Linked DNA regions of Homo sapiens: region 2 is linked to region 1. The links are chromatin loops, found by intact Hi-C in ENCODE. Cell type or tissue: PC-3. All regions are shown on one strand. Links, peaks and the distances in the headings refer to the core of each region. The heading gives the core; the rest is flanking DNA.

Evidence for each region. Peaks named below come from ENCODE experiments on the same cell type or tissue, not always from the same donor. Only the 100,000 strongest peaks of a DNase experiment are listed, where the experiment ranks them.
Region 2: a loop joins it to region 1, with 2.8 times the contacts of the local background. A loop is called at or near these places in 4 of 110 quality-filtered maps.

What each region holds. Positions count from the first base shown.
Region 1 is chr12:70,753,926-70,759,313 of GRCh38, forward strand. PTPRR (protein tyrosine phosphatase receptor type R) reads right to left here. Exons shown (of 14, transcript NM_002849.4): 5 at 266-376. The region is part of intron 1 of LOC124902960 (a long non-coding RNA gene); the gene reads left to right. Among named protein-coding and RNA genes, the nearest start is that of PTPRB, 120 kb to the left of the region's middle. RefSeq lists an enhancer at 3,892-4,698. In PC-3, for the core only: no CTCF peak of the experiment used is centred there; DNase peaks (open chromatin) are centred at 666 and 2,396; H3K4me3 peaks cover 2,708 bases; H3K27ac peaks cover 3,556 bases.
Region 2 is chr12:70,839,037-70,844,424 of GRCh38, forward strand. The region is part of intron 2 of PTPRR (protein tyrosine phosphatase receptor type R); the gene reads right to left. Among named protein-coding and RNA genes, the nearest start is that of PTPRR, 79 kb to the right of the region's middle. In PC-3, for the core only: CTCF peaks have their summits at 674 (motif pointing left) and 876; DNase peaks (open chromatin) are centred at 2,155, 3,305 and 3,605; H3K4me3 peaks cover 461 bases; H3K27ac peaks cover 3,180 bases.

The DNA.
Region 1 (5,388 bases), core at 259-5,258:
GTCTAAAGCTTCATTCTCAGAGTTGATCAAGTTACTAAAAACTGCATTGCAATTACAGCCTTATTATTCAGGTCAGCATCCTTAATTCCATAAGCTCTCCTTTAGCAATCGCTCTGATGTCAGATATGAAATATTCCTAATCTAGCAGGATCATAGTCTTCCTTCTGCTCGGAAGCATTTTAACATTCATTTGAATGGCAATGTACCCACTAATATCAAGCAGTGGGCTGAGCAAAGGATAAAATATACAAAGAAGCAAACTTACCATCAAACACGTTACTATAATAACAAAGATGCTGAGAAAAATGACAACAGCATAAAATCCTTCTTTGCTCCAGATTTTGTCCGCTTCATGCTGCCCTTGTAAAACATTTTTCTTTAAAAGCAAAACAGAAAGTCCGACGTTAAATGAGAGCTTGAGAAAACTGGCGTTCTTATCAGACACTAAACATATTTTTAGCCTTATTCCATTCAGTGTAGTGCAACACACCTACACCCCCCGCTGCCAGAGCTGCTTCTCAAACTGATCTAAGACAACAGACTGCCATCCTTATATATCGAGATTATTTAGTCTCCTATGCAGGAGCAAGCGTGCCTGACATGGCATCTGCAGGTCCCAGGCTTTCTAAACATCCCTCAGCGTCTCTCTTGGAAACTACCTGGTTCATAGGTAAGAGAGTTCTGTTCTTTTCTGTGTGGAGGAAATTGTTTCTGATTTCCTTACTCTGTTTTAAGTCCCCTCCCACAACATCAGCACCCTGGATTACGTGCTGTACTACCTCTTTACTTTTAAACAAAAGTGAAACAAGTGCAAACAAAAGCTTGTGGTGCATTAATAAATACAGCAACAATGCCAGCATTATTTCCTTCTTTCTTTTAATCACATCTTTTTTTTTTTTCAAATAGAGTCTCTGCTGTCAAAACCTGACTAAAATATCATCTCAAGAATACATATTGTTAGAATATCACATATTTTTCTAAAGTAATACGGAACATTAAAAAGTTCAGAATTATTTGTCAATAAAAGGTAGAATACACAGGTTTATCTTTATTTGTATCATTTTTGTTCCACTTTGGGGGTGGAAGAGCAGAGAAGAAGCATGAATAAAGTGTGCATGACTCTATTAATTTTATTTTATTAATTTTTTTAAAGAAGCACATTGACTAAAATCCATTCTTAGATTAAAATTCAGTTGTATAATTTAGTGACAGTATAGATTTATAGTTAACGAAACTAACTTGAAACCAAATAGTCCATGATTGGGAAAAACATATAAAGGCTAAATCAAGTCAAATGCTTTAACTCATCTAAAATTTCATTTTGTTGAAGGGTGCCTTTTTATTCCCTTTAGTGAGAGTACATGTCTGTCCTTGGTTATTGTTTCCAGTGATTAAGAAGGCCTGGAGTAAAACACGTCTTGTAGGTGTCTGAACTTTGAAATCATTGCTAATTTATTTTTAAGGCTTTTAAAAAATAAAATATACCCAACATTTATAAATCAGACAAAAAATTTACCTTGAAAAATATTTTATGAGAACTTTCATTCTGGAATGCAAGTGTGTTTTGGTGGGAAGATAAGCAAGGCTGAACAGAAAAGATTTTTGAGTTCAATTGTGATTACAAAAATTATTTGGAGAAAGCCTTTATTAAATGCTAACGTAATCAGGATTCTATTTTCTTTACTTGTAAAACAGCGATGTGCTCACTAATTATAGTAGAATAGTATCTGGCCTACTTTCTAAGACATAGATAGATGCATAGATACAAGAAATGATTTAGATATGTATTTTAAAGATATATAAATGATAAATCGATGGAGAATCTGAAAACACTTGATTGATAAATGATTAGAAACCAAGTACCCTGCTGCAAAACAACTTTGGGTTCAAGCGACAAATTTTCTTTCACCTCTTTGACGTCAGCCATATCGTTTTTTTAAATTCCAATGTCTCTATAAGCATAGCTGGAAACTAATAGAAAACTCTTGCAGAAATCAGGTATAAATATGGAAATGAATTTTTTACAGGCAACAAAATAGCATCCATTGTTTGCTATAAAAGCAAACTAGTTAAGCCTTCAAGTAGGCAGCATAAATTTGTCAAATTTAAGTATAAGGAGTTGAGCTTAAGCCCATGTAAAATTTGGATAAAAAGGGGTGGTTAGGTGGGTGGAAAGAGATTTTGTGTTCCTAACCCGATTTGGTTCATTTTTTTTTCTTGCTGTAGTTCTACAACTCCTAGAATATCAACATGTTCCTTTCTGCTTAAGACAAACCTGTTTTGTTTTCTTTTTTAACTGAAGCAGTAATGATGAAAGAATTAACTCCCACCCTCCCATCCCCCACTCCCAGTTAGAAAGACACGTTTTAAACTCCTAGAACTTAGTCACTGCACTTTCTTGGTAAATAGATTTCTTTCTGAGTCATGCTACTCCTGCTGAACACTACTATATTTGTACAGAGATCTAAAAAACTTGATAAGGGCAGGGTAATAAATGGACAAGTTTGTAGTTAAGAGCTCACAAATCAAAAGACTATAATTCACAAGAATCTTCAATCTAACCTTTGCATAGGGTTAACCCCATGCTTTTTATATTTTGTCAGGTGGCCGAGAGTTGAATAATTCAGAGGCTCTGTTGTTGGGTCAAGCCAATGCCACTATATCATCTTTATGTTTTATTATTTCATAGCTACATTTCTTTGCCCTTTAACTTAGTTGCAGTGAAAGAAGCTGATGGGTTTTGTTCTATTATTTAAAATTTGGTCAGTTTTCTGTATAGTTAACAATGGCTTCTCTATATCCTGTTTAATAATTTGATGCACTATAGCTCATTCTTCTTTCTTTTGTCCTTTCTTTTTAAATATTTTAATCAATTCTGATCTCAGATGCAGAAGGAGATCCCAAATGCTAGGAGAGACGATTCAGAGATACAGAGGATCTAGGAGATACACCTCTTTAAGAGAGAGGAAGTACACAGAATAAGAATGAAGTGCAAATGTTACAAAGTATCTGGTTAATTTGATTGACTTGGCAGATAAATGAGATGTATCCTATAACAATATGGCTTTGTTGGATAAATGCCAAGCTTCCACTGTACTGTGCACAATGTGAGCAATTGTTCTGAATGGTCGAATACAGGTTAATATTGATTGTATGTCTCCTCAGCACTGTATGGCTAGGTCTACACTAATTTAGACAAGACTACCTGCTAGTGTTCCTAGTTTGAAGGAATAATCATTAAACTCACACATTATTGTTTACATTTGTATGTAATGGCTTTTTTTCTTTGTAAATATTTCATGAAGGTATCAGTTAGCACATTGGACTTTTATTTAAAGAAGGTCACTTTCTCCTTTGAAATATAAGATTTGGAAACTGGAGTAATTTGCAATTGAACAACAACAAAATTCCTGAATCATTTTTAAAAATGTCAACACAGAACTTACCGTTTTAATAGGTATTTAATTCATTTTGTAAAAACATTTAATTTTATTTTCCTGGGATTTTACTTATTAGGCAAGAGGAGGTCTAGTTTTATCTATATGAGTGCCTATAATGTTCTAGATATCATATACAAATATATAAAGGAAATAATGTCTTTTCCTTTAAGAAACAGATTACAAATGAAAACAAATGACTAAACAAGAACAGTTTTCTAGTTGGGTTTTTTTGTTTCTGAAGAGTCATTTTCAATTTAAAAAATCAAGCATATGAAAAAACAATAAAAAACCATATCCTTCCATGAAAGTAATTAACGTAAGTTTAGGAATAGATGCTTTGAGACATCATTCACGATGTTCTATAATTCATGCAAAGGATGAAAAGCCAAAATACCAGTGATCCTTTTTTTCTGTTAATGAATATGTTGCCATAACATGTTATAATTTTAAGATTAAAATGTGAAAAAATGGGTTGAGGTATAAGTTGTTATAAAAGATTAACCACAGAAAAAATGAATAAAGTTGTAAGAAAACTCACAGAATAGCATTTACCAGTTTTAAGCAACTATCAATCAATATTTTTGCAGGGCTTCTTTAGGTTGTATCTGTACCAAGCACCTCCCCACTGGGGTGCCTGCTCACTACAGACAGCTTTTCCCTGTTTCTGCATTTAGAGATTCTGGTCAAAGGTCAAAGGGTAATGCCTGGCCCCTTCTAGGAGTACTCAAACAAAAGGTTCAAATAATCCCTCTGTCCTTCATGATATGCTCCTTATATCTGATTCAAATACTTCCTCATCTTCTGTAATGCATATTTTCTAAATTCTAGATTTCTAGATTCCAACAATTTTATGAGAATCTATCACATTTATCATCAAAACACTTTCCTTATTCAAATGTAGTCTATTGTGAGCTAGTAGCTCTGTGAGAGGCCATTAAGCTAAGTACCTCACCTTCACTGGACTGGGGTATATTGGAGGATGCCCAGGTACTTGCTTTAAAGCCAGCTCTTTTTGTATAGGGAGCTTCTTTTGGTTTGCAAATCTGAGTGACTCAGTAAGTTGCTCTATTCTTAAAGCCTTCAGAATGGCTTTTAAACTGAGAATAAAGCAACAGGGAAGGCCGTTTACATGATTCTCTAAAAGCTTATGGGAAGCAGGATACATTTATCCAACGGTCTTTCTAAAATTTAAAGAATTGTCCTAGGCAAGATGTGTACCAGTCAGTCCGTGTAGGGCCTTGACTGTGGGAATGGGGTTTGGCTTTGTGCACAAGCGGAACTGCTTCAGATTCAGACGTGGGCAAGGCTGGGAGGGGCCTGGTGGTTCACCTCCTCCTGACCCTCTCCTCTGGCCTCTCTAAAGCATAAGGGGTCTCTTCTCCAAGGCACCCATGGCACAGTGTAGTAACTTTATTCATAGAACTATATTCTTATTATCTCTTTGTGTCGTATTTGCCCTATTAGTGCATAAATTCATTGAGAACAAACATCATTTATTGTTTGTTTTCTTGTTTATTTATTTTTCTGGCTTTAGATATTAGCTAGCACAGTACTTGGCTATTTGCTCTTGTTGTTGTTGTTGTTGTTGTCTGTTTGTTTTGGGACTCCACCCAGGCTGGAGTGCAGTGGCCTCATCATAGCTCATTACAACCGTAAATTCCTGGGCTCAGGTGATCCTCCTGCCTCAGCCTCCCAAGTAGCTGGGACCACAGTTACACACCACCATGCCCAGCTAATTTTTAACTTTTTTTGTAAAGTCAGAGTCTTGCTATGTTGCTCAGGTTGGTCTCAAACTCCTGGCCTCAACCAATCCTCTTCTCTTGACCTCCCAAAGTGCTGGGATTACAGGCTTGAGCCAACGCGCCCAGCATGACTATTTGTTGACTCAGTTTTGTTGTGTGCCCATTGCATGCCAGGCACTAAATGAAGGCAATGAAGACACAGATCA
Region 2 (5,388 bases), core at 318-5,317, 85 kb after region 1:
TTCCTGCATACCTCAAACAGAAGCTGTTTGCTGTCCACTTCTTTTCTTTATCTATAAACTAAAATGTGAATGTTGTGATGCTGAACCATGTGGAAAAGGGTTATTCCCTAAAACATAATAGAGCTGCTAGAAAGACAACATGGGTCTCTGGATAAACTCATAGATCAGAACTATCCCACCTACCTGGTCTGCCTGCCAGGACAAATTTTTGTAGGAAAATGAAGTAAAGCCACTGAACTAATATCCCATCTCAGTCATTTTTTTCCTCTTTATTCTGGATATGTGTGTGTGTGTGTGTGTGTGTTAAAAGTGTCCAATACATCATTGACCATTTGAACAGCATTACTACAACTCAGATGACTTATATTACTTAAAATTAAGGGAAAAATCTTAGAAATGTGCAACTGCAACATTTTCTTCTGTAGTTGCAGCATATGCTTCATTTGTGAAGTTATACAGACTATTTAAAAACTATTATTATATCCAGTGTAATTGTGTCAGCATTGGTTTAGTTAATTAAAGTTAAGGAGGATAAAACATTCTATGAAACATTATCCATATGGTCTGCAACTACCCTTTGTTTTAATGGTGTAAGAACACCCATAGAGAGCAAGTAAAAGAAATTATTAGTGGATTACCAACTTTGTGATAAATCCAACAGAACCTGGCTATTGTGTGCTTCTGGGCTCCCCCTTTTGGTAACTGGCTGCTTGTATTCACATGCGGGCCAGGTATAGAGCTTCGCTTCTCTCCTCCTGTGGAGCCAGGATACTGGTTGGTACTCTTATTTGAGTTTAAAATTTCTTTCTTAGAACCAGATAAAACTACTAGTCGTTCAAAACCAAAGTGCCTATGCTGTCCTGAAACATTAATACCCTCTTCTTGGCCTGACTACTTCCCTATAAATGTCACCATGTTTTTGGATTTCAAAACATGAATTAAGTAACTGTCTGCCGCTGGATTCTGATTCTGTGATTATTCCTGATTGCCACTGTATTAATTTCCTATCATTGCCATAATGAATTACCTCAACCTGATTGGCTTAATTAATACAGATATAACTTATAGCTCTGTAGGTCAGAAATCTGACACGGTCTTACTAGGCTAAAATCAAAGTATCACTGGGGCCATATTCCTTTCTGGAGGTTCTGGAGGGGGAATCTAGTGTTTTTTTTCCTCATTCCAGCTTCTACAGGTTATCGTGTTTCTTGTCTTGTGGCCCCATTCTTCCATCTCCAAAGCCAGAATAGCCTTGCTATGTTCTGCTCACACTGCATTATTCTGACGTCCTCTCCTGTCTTTTTCTCCCACTTTTAAGGTCCCTTGTGATTGCTTTGGGTCCAGAAATCCAGGATCAGCTTCTATGTCAAGGTCAGCTGATTAGTAACCACAGTTCCATCTGCAGTCCTTTGCCATGTAAAGCAACACATTCGCAGTTCCCAGGAACTAGGATGTGGACATCTTTGTGGGGCCATTATTTAGCCTATCACAGCCACTTTTGAGCTAAGTAGATTAATTTTGGGGTTTCTGATTCTATAATAGCTAGATCGCTTTTTTAACTTGACCTTTCCCAGCACAGGGCAGAGGTTTAAGAGAGTGAACAACTGGGAATAAAAGCACATGAGAGGGTTAAAAATGAATCATCTTAAGAAAGCCATAGAACACATTTACTGCAAATTTCTCACTATGTCGAAAGGTCTGGGACCCTATGGGGAGGGGTAGGAGTTATCTTTGTGTCTCCATTTGAGCACATTAATACATCTCACTGAATTGCAAGGAGGTAAGATAAAGGGCATTCCAGAATAGTCTCTTCCAACAAAATTATCACAACAGGGGCCAGGTTCACTAGAGATACTATGAAGTCACCGTGCCATTCACAACCAATATTATCAATGTGGTAAGACCAACTGTCTTTCTGTCTTGAGTTTTTATGGCTTTTTTTTTTTTTTTGTCTAAAACTGGGCTTATCTCGGAGATAAAACAGCCCTGCAACCAAGTTCTTCTGCACTGTCAGTAACTAAGTCTTGAGTTGGTCCAGGAGAATTTCCTGCACTAAACCTTTTCCCTGCCCCAGAAAAGCCATATGGTCAGAAATTCCATTCCAGCTCATACTACTATTAGAGGCATTAGAATCAGACTCCACTCTACCCTTACCCCCCCAACAAAAAAATTGCAAAGCATAAATAGCAACAGCCAGCTTTATCCTGAATCACCTGTGAATCAGCAAGAAAGTAAAATACAGCTTCTCGGTATGCTAAATGAAAAGATTTGATTTTAAATTTATCAGTGTAGTGTGGGCACTCCAATTTCCCAAAGAGGTGTTGCATAGTTTTCCACATTTCTTATTTTTTTTCATTTGCATTACAGACCGGAAATCCTGCACTTCTCAGCTTGTTCTCTCAACTCTGTTGAGTGATTTTCCAGAAATGAATGGTTACTATTTCTAGAACTTAAGTCTCACAACCTGACTCCCTCTGAGTTCCAGAGTCCATAAAAAATAGCTGAAAACTGATGTGATTGCACACAATATGTTTAATATTGTAAAGTAAGAAAACTTTTTTCATAGGAATTGAAAATAACTTACAGAACAAAAGTAAACATTAAGTCTGACTTTACCTAGTAGAATAATACTTTTAAAAATATTCAATGTCTCAAATATTTTATTTAAGCTGAATAAAAGTAAAGACATCATTTTCCTAAATCTAATAGAGATTTCTAATACAAAATGCAATAGCCTTTATTTTTTCATTTAATTTCTCATGGTATTAGTTTTCACTGTAAATTCAAAACCCAATTATTATTTTCATAATGAGAATATATGAATGGGCACATGGTACTTAGAAAACAATTTACTAATACCTTGTGGATAAGCCTTCCCATTGTTATCTCCATGGTGGTCTATTAGCATTGTCAATTTCCTTTAGGTAATATCAGCACCAGGTCCCATATCTTCAAATTTAATTTTACAAAAGATTTTTTCAAATAACAATGTTAATATATTCCCTGAAGTAATTTACAGCCATATTTCCTCTTAAAAAGCCCTACAAAGCAATTCCTATGGAAACAAAAATGTACGTATGCCCAACTGCTATGACTTTTTATGCATGACTTGTGAATTTTGTTTTTTAGATTACTATATTTTACCTTTTCCCTATAATTCTCTGTAAGCAACACAACAGATTATAATGAGTATAATCAGATCTGTAGAATTATTGAATTCCTCAAATACTGTTCTTTTGGAACTGTTTGTTTAGTGACATCCCAAATACCTGCTCTATGCTTCATCTTGGGTTGTTCCCAGCATAAAGATGAGCTGTTAGATACTTAGTACATTTATTTATGACATGCATGTTGGTTTCCTGTGGCTGCTGTAAGAAGTTACCACAAAATAGGTGGCTTAAAACAAAGGAAATTTATTCTCACACAGTTTTGGAGGCCAGAGTCTGAAATCAAAATGTTGCAGGGCTGCGCTTCCTCCCCCCAAAAATGGAGAATCTGTTCTTTGCCTCTTCCAACTTCTGGCAGCTGTTGGCATTGTTTGACTTGTGACCATTTCACTCTAACCTTTGCCTCTGTGGTCACATTGCCTCCTTCTTGTGTCTTGTCTTCTGTCTGTTCAAATCTACCTCTGTATTTCTCTTAGAAACACACTTGTCATTGGATTGAGAGCTTTCCAGGATTGCTCAGTGTGACCTCTTCATGTCAAGAGTCTTAATCACATCTGCAAAGATTCATCTTCCAAAATAAGATAATAGTCACAGATTCCAGAGATTTGGCATGGATATCTTTTGGGGCACCATTTTTTGGCCTACCACAGCAAGACATTTAAAACTGTTTTGCTTGAAATCTAGTTCTTCTGCCTTATAACACCATTGTTCTCTCAGCATATTTAATTTGAAGAGCTAGAAATAATTCTAGAACATTTTGTGCAGATAGGCACTACTTAGATATCTTAAGAAGCTTGTTCTAATCAAGTTTGGAAAAGTATTTTACTCCAGGAGTTGAAATAAATCACCCACAAAATGAAAAAACAAAGACATACTTGTACAAAAAAGTGACAAGTGACAATTGTCTGTCTTTGTATAATTGACTTTGTCACACTGAGAACAGAGGCTGGCAAAGAGCAGCCACTGAAAAAAGGATGTGTTGATTTGTTAAAATAATGAATAGAAGGAATAAACTAGACTTTGACTTCTGCAGTCTCACCACTGTTAGTCTTTATGCTCTCTGGTTATGGTTCCTCTTATCCCAGAAATGTCGATTGCAAATTAAACAGGCTACAAAAGTCTTTATGAACTGAAAACATTTAAAAATGTTTAACTTTCTCATGAAATGTAAATGGCTAATATTTATCAAATATTTATTGTGTGCTAAGGCTCTCTGGACCTGAACATAAACATCTTAAATTACAATATTAATATTACACAACCATAGAAGGTAACCTATCTTCATAGTTAAGTGCACTTTAATGAACTCTCCAATTGCTCTGTAAGATATATGGAATGAAGTTCAGAGCTTGCCGAGGCCTGCTGACAAGTGGATTAACTCCTAGTAAGACTGTATGATTCTGCGCCGAGTAGTTGTCTGTTTACTAAAAGTCAGTAGATGTTTCCAAACCTGTTTATGCTAATTATCTTTGTTATTGTAATTGATGTAATTTAAGAACTGTTATATAGAATGACTAATATGATTACCAAAAGTGGATTGTTGTTATTTCTATGAAAATTAAGTTGAGAGCTTTGAAAGATTTGAGACATAAATGTTGCTGAAAATTTTTTTTTTTTTTTTTTTTTTTTGAGAGAGAGTTTCACTCTTGTTGCCCAGGCTGGAGCGCAATGGCACAATCTCGGCTCACTGCAACACCTGCCTCCCAGGTTCAAGTGATTCTCCTGCCTCAGCCTCCCGAGTAGCTGGGTTTACAGGTGTCTGCCACCACGCCCAGCTAATTTTTGTGTTTTCAGTAGAGGCAGGGTTTCATCATGTTGGCCAGGCTCGTCTCAAACTCCTAACCGTGGGTGATCCACCCACCTCGGCCTCCCAAAGTGCTGGGATTACAGGCGTGAGTCACCATGCCCGGCTTAAAAAAATTATCGAATTAGATTTAGGTAAGACAATTGTAATAGACTAGGAAAAGTTATAAAATTATTAAAGGACTCGGTACTTATTGTATCTTTGTGTTCTCACTCCATTTTAAAGAAACCAAAAATGAATTAGAGATGATACATTTTGAGCCTGTTTTATACAAGAAAGACAATATGACACTAACTAGGGCATCCATATGCAAAAGATGGGTCAAGGGTTATGTGTTTGAAGCTAAATAAAATAAGACTAAAAGGTGTATGATTTTTATTATTCCCTACTGTGATTGAATTCAAGTAGTCAACCTAT